Linked DNA regions of Homo sapiens: region 1 is linked to region 2. Evidence: read pairs that join two places in POLR2A ChIA-PET (ENCODE). Cell type or tissue: CD4-positive, alpha-beta T cell. All regions are shown on one strand. Each heading gives the region's core, and the rest is flanking DNA. Links, peaks and the distances in the headings are about the cores only.

Evidence for each region. ChIA-PET counts read pairs that join two places held together with the same protein. Peaks named below come from ENCODE experiments on the same cell type or tissue, not always from the same donor. Only the 100,000 strongest peaks of a DNase experiment are listed, where the experiment ranks them.
Region 1: POLR2A ChIA-PET joins it to region 2 with 14 read pairs; 6 of 35 experiments call an interaction of 5 or more read pairs at or near these places.

What each region holds. Positions count from the first base shown.
Region 1 is chr2:190,967,548-190,970,465 of GRCh38, reverse strand. It overlaps STAT1 (signal transducer and activator of transcription 1), which reads left to right. Exons shown (of 25, transcript NM_007315.4): 25 at 1-1,317. Among named protein-coding and RNA genes, the nearest start is that of STAT1, 45 kb to the left of the region's middle. In CD4-positive, alpha-beta T cell, for the core only: no CTCF peak of the experiment used is centred there; no DNase peak of the experiment used is centred there.
Region 2 is chr2:191,019,356-191,022,273 of GRCh38, reverse strand. STAT4-AS1 (STAT4 antisense RNA 1) reads right to left here and starts at 748. Exons shown (of 3, transcript NR_136318.1): 1 at 719-748. LOC124900514 (a long non-coding RNA gene) reads right to left here and starts at 1,731. Exons shown (of 2, transcript XR_007087796.1): 1 at 930-1,731. RefSeq lists enhancers at 858-1,475, 1,619-2,068. In CD4-positive, alpha-beta T cell, for the core only: no CTCF peak of the experiment used is centred there; DNase peaks (open chromatin) are centred at 1,163 and 1,863; H3K4me3 peaks cover 1,651 bases; H3K27ac peaks cover 2,142 bases.

The DNA of each region.
Region 1 (2,918 bases), core at 60-2,559, 52 kb after region 2:
TTTCACAAGTGAAAAACATCCAGATACACCCAAAGTATCAGGACGAGAATGAGGGTCCTTTGGGAAAGGAGAAGTTAAGCAACATCTAGCAAATGTTATGCATAAAGTCAGTGCCCAACTGTTATAGGTTGTTGGATAAATCAGTGGTTATTTAGGGAACTGCTTGACGTAGGAACGGTAAATTTCTGTGGGAGAATTCTTACATGTTTTCTTTGCTTTAAGTGTAACTGGCAGTTTTCCATTGGTTTACCTGTGAAATAGTTCAAAGCCAAGTTTATATACAATTATATCAGTCCTCTTTCAAAGGTAGCCATCATGGATCTGGTAGGGGGAAAATGTGTATTTTATTACATCTTTCACATTGGCTATTTAAAGACAAAGACAAATTCTGTTTCTTGAGAAGAGAATATTAGCTTTACTGTTTGTTATGGCTTAATGACACTAGCTAATATCAATAGAAGGATGTACATTTCCAAATTCACAAGTTGTGTTTGATATCCAAAGCTGAATACATTCTGCTTTCATCTTGGTCACATACAATTATTTTTACAGTTCTCCCAAGGGAGTTAGGCTATTCACAACCACTCATTCAAAAGTTGAAATTAACCATAGATGTAGATAAACTCAGAAATTTAATTCATGTTTCTTAAATGGGCTACTTTGTCCTTTTTGTTATTAGGGTGGTATTTAGTCTATTAGCCACAAAATTGGGAAAGGAGTAGAAAAAGCAGTAACTGACAACTTGAATAATACACCAGAGATAATATGAGAATCAGATCATTTCAAAACTCATTTCCTATGTAACTGCATTGAGAACTGCATATGTTTCGCTGATATATGTGTTTTTCACATTTGCGAATGGTTCCATTCTCTCTCCTGTACTTTTTCCAGACACTTTTTTGAGTGGATGATGTTTCGTGAAGTATACTGTATTTTTACCTTTTTCCTTCCTTATCACTGACACAAAAAGTAGATTAAGAGATGGGTTTGACAAGGTTCTTCCCTTTTACATACTGCTGTCTATGTGGCTGTATCTTGTTTTTCCACTACTGCTACCACAACTATATTATCATGCAAATGCTGTATTCTTCTTTGGTGGAGATAAAGATTTCTTGAGTTTTGTTTTAAAATTAAAGCTAAAGTATCTGTATTGCATTAAATATAATATGCACACAGTGCTTTCCGTGGCACTGCATACAATCTGAGGCCTCCTCTCTCAGTTTTTATATAGATGGCGAGAACCTAAGTTTCAGTTGATTTTACAATTGAAATGACTAAAAAACAAAGAAGACAACATTAAAACAATATTGTTTCTAATTGCTGAGGTTTAGCTGTCAGTTCTTTTTGCCCTTTGGGAATTCGGCATGGTTTCATTTTACTGCACTAGCCAAGAGACTTTACTTTTAAGAAGTATTAAAATTCTAAAATTCTATTAATCTCTCATTAATAGTATTTAATATAAAGATTCTTAAAATTACTGACGTTATGAATTGGTTTGATGCTTTTCTCATGTACCTCAATCCTTATTTTAAAATAAGATCAATAACACTATTTTCCTAAATGTTGTCCTTACCTGCCCTACACATATTCAGAATTGCTATGGCAGATTAAGACATGTCAATGGAAGAGGTCAGAGGAGTAATATTATTGGCAACAGCTGTAATAGGTGCCATAAAAAGCAAACAAACAAAAGTATTTTGGTTCTTTGCGACCACAGCTGTCCCCAAATATACAGATGATTCAGCACTTATTTTAAAATGAATCTGGGTATTGCTAATACCCCCAAATTAGCAGTTTTTAATTTTAAAATACATGAGAAATGGGACTTTGTCTTGTCTCCAAAGCAGTCATCTAAAATCTACACCCCCACGATTAGATGAGTTATTACTGAGAAGTTATTGCACCCACAAAAAAGCTGCCATTTTTTTCCAAAGATGTCAAAAGCTAGAAGGCCAGGTCTTCTCAAAGTAAAATACACTGTGTATTGGGGAAAAAAGGGTAAGAGGCATAATTACCAAGTTAGGCATAGTCTGTCAAGTTGTATTTAGCTATTATCATGGAATAGTGTTATTCCCTGATAATGAATGTTGGCATCATAACCAGAATGATTATTCTCATCTCCATATCTTCGTATTTACATCTAGGAAATATAAAGCTTATTTATAGTGAACACTGAGAGTGGTCTCTCTCCAAGGAGTAAAGTAAATATGCCCTGGCTAACTAGTGTAAGTTTGTATTCTACATAATTAACCATTATAAGAAGTCACTGAGTAGATCCTAACTTAAGGGATATTTGTTTGTGTTTGAGTATTTCTCGTGTGGTGTTTCTAAGTTTGAAAAGTGTTTTATAAGCATAGAGCTTATGTGTGCTACTGGGGACAAATGTCTCATTTTAAAGGAAAGAGGGTTTTCTGAGATGGCATGAAATGAGTGAAATCTATTTATTGCCTGAAAGCTAAAGTGGAATATGAAGGCAAGTCTTTCTGAACAGAGCAGTCCTGTCACTGACTAACCCAGGGAAAGGACAGGAAAAAGCTAGAAAGTGTTTTGAAAACTCTTCTGCTTACCTTTTGAATTGGGACATTAACAAAGTAAGGACCATTTATGTGACTGGCTTCCTTTGGTTAGTTATGATTCATTCATTAATTAATTCATCAGATTTATATAGAGCACCTGCCATGAGCCAGGCATTATACTAGATGTTTGGGAAACATTGGTAAACAAAAGCAAAGATCCCTGCTTTTATGGAACTTAAGATATTCTGAGACACTGGATCATACATTCTAGTGCAGTCACCTTATTAAAACTTAAGATTTTGTGATGCAAACAAACAGCCAGAAGCTACAAATAATGTAAATGTTATATTTAAAAAATACAATTTCAAAGAAATGACATTTAAACCAGTTTTAGGAAAGCTG
Region 2 (2,918 bases), core at 309-2,808:
TATCAGGCATTGCTTTGCTTAACCAGGGTTTCTGAACCACAAGACACAGAAAGTGATTTGCTTGACGATTTTCTCAGTTCTCCCAGGGATGGCATACAGTGACATTCTAGATATACAGGAGAGCAGGGAATTCATTACACACATAGATACCCTGGGGGATTAGACTGAATTGTCTCATGGAATACTGGATGGAAAAGGCTGTTAACACAGAACAAACTCCCTCCTGTTGTGAACTTACACGCTGGCGAGGAGAGATGAAAACAGACAAATAATAAACAGGGATAGGTTTAACAAGTGTTATGAGGATTGCAAGTGTGATACAGTCACTGGAAGAAGCAATCAATGAGGGTGTCTTTGAGGAGATGATGACTGAACTGAGACCTAGAGAATGGGAAGGAGGCAGTCCATGAACACAGTCAGGAAAACAGCATCCCAAAAGACCAGTGTATGTATGCATAGGGCTCAGGCAGGTAAAAACTTGGGGTATCTGAGGAACAGAAAGAGGCTAAGGGGATTGAGGGGAGCCTAGTGAAGTATGGGGTGAGATAAGATGAGTAAGAGGGGTAGGTGAGCCCAAATTGGCGGGCCCTGGATTCTTATTGCAAATTGAAGCCAGCAGAGGCTTTTAAACAGGTGAGTGGTGTTATAAAATTTGTTTCTTCATTTAAGTGAACATCGAACAAGGTTGCTATACAAGAAATGCCCCCAAATTCCCCACCTAGGTCTGGCTTCCACAGGGCAGGCACTCAGAAGGGCTCCACGCTTGGCTTCATGCTCTCCTGTTGCCTTCTTGAAATTCTTCATTAATTTTGAGTAAGGGACCCCACATTTTCATTTTGCAACGGGCCCTCCCTGCAAATTACATAGCTGGTCCTGTGTTGTTCTAACAGGGGAAAATAAACGTCTATTTGCATAGTAGGACTCTGTACCTTAGGGTCTTGTTTGTGTGCAGCCATTTTGGGGCTGGTCGTCACTCTCACAAGAGGCTGGAGGTTGGGGCCCAATGAGGTAGGTAGGCCCTTTCACACACTGGAGGTTCTAGGTGGGTGCCGAGTTCACCCTAAGAAGGTAGAGCCCCTTAAGAGTAGGCGAGCAGAGCCCAAAGAAACTCAGTCTCGTGCCTCCTAGAACCATTGAGTAAGTCACAGACATTACACAAAACTCTTGTTTCCTCAGCCAGCCGAACTTTCGAAATCATTGTCCAGTGACTAAGCATTCTCCATTATACTTCTCCCACGTTCCTTCTGGTATAATCACCACAACTGAGAAGGCATGGGGGCGAGAAGACCCCAGAAGAAAGAGGCAAGCCCCTTGCAGACCGAGCCTGAGGACGCCTATAGAAACTGCCAGACCCCAACCTCTGGTTCAAGGGCAGCTACCCAGGCTGGCTGAGGGTCACAGCTTACCAGACAGGACAAGATCTGAGTCAGTGCAAGTGCAAACTGTGTAGATAGCGAAGTGAAGCGGGTAAAAGAGACCTTTTCAGGACAAGGAAAGAAACGGTGGAAGTGCAAGGGTAAGGTTTCCAGCACCTTAGGTGCAGAAATCAGGACACGTTTCCCTCCCTCCCTCTAAGGTGAAACGGCAGCCACCCGCGCCTCCGCCTTCCGTCGTGTGCAGAGCTAACACTCGCGCGTGCGGGCCGCGTGGACCGGCCTCTCTGGGACCCCGTCCCGCAAGCCGATCTGCAGCCCCAGGGCGAGCGTGCGAGCAGTGCGCCCGCCGCCAGGGAGAAACCGTTGGGAGGAAGCGGGCTGCGGGAAAGCCCCGCTGCGCCTGCGTGCTGCGCCTGCGTACTGCTCCCGCAGGCTCTAACTTTCGCTTTTCGGTTTCCTCTCAATCCCAGTCCTTCTCGCTCCCGGGCAGTTTCCCCGAAAGCACGTGGGGCGGCTCTTCCGAGCACTCGCGTCCCTCCCGCCGCGCGCGCCGGGCCAGCTGTTTCCGAAGCGGTTCAAACTGCACCGCGCAAAGCCAGGGGCGTGGGCGGGCCCGGGCTGCTCTACCTGCGCTCGGAAAGCTAGGGCTCCAAAGCGTTCCTGAGCGGTTTTTGACCGCGAATGTGATAGTGCTCATGGTAAACACTGAAAATAAATTACATAGACATATCTTACTACCCAGACACATTAACATTTTAGAGTATTTTTCCTTCTCCCTCTCTGTTTCCATTTATTTACATTTCTATATATTATTACAATAATAGGATAATACTGTCTATGTTTTCTTTCCTTCATTTTCATTTAATTTTATACGTGGATATTTTCCAATGTGAAATTAAATAGTCTTTGAGAGCCTAACTTTGATATTCTACTATATGAATTGTGCTTTAACTGACAGTTGGAAAATTCAGTTTCTGATTTTTCACTGTTACTAATGAAGCTGCTATGAACATCATTCTGCATAAATCTTTCATCTATATCTGATCACTTCCTTATAGCAGATTTCTGTAAGTTCAAGAATATTATAAAAACTTCCAAAAAAAGATTGTGTTCCCTACATTATAATCGTCAATATAATTCTGGTCGATGTGTTATTTTTCCTTCATGTAAAGAACACAGCTTGCTTGCATATGGCCATTTTCCTAAAAGTATTCATAGCTTTCCTCCATATTGGGATGAAATATGTCATGTACATATTGCAGTTTTGTTCAAACCGTGATATGCATCCCTGCATTTTAACCAGCTGCTATGTAGGAGGCCTCTTGTACTTATTAACTGGAAAGAAAATACACACACCAAGACAGGTAAGTGACTGTACAAAACCCAAATCCAGAGAACTACAAGAAATGATAGAAATCTTTTATTTCAATTCTATTATATTACAGATGAACAAATACAGTTTACACTGATGAAGTGACATTCACAGTATAATAGCAAGCCTTACAGAAAGGAGGAGAGGTGAAGAGGCATTGACTGGAATTT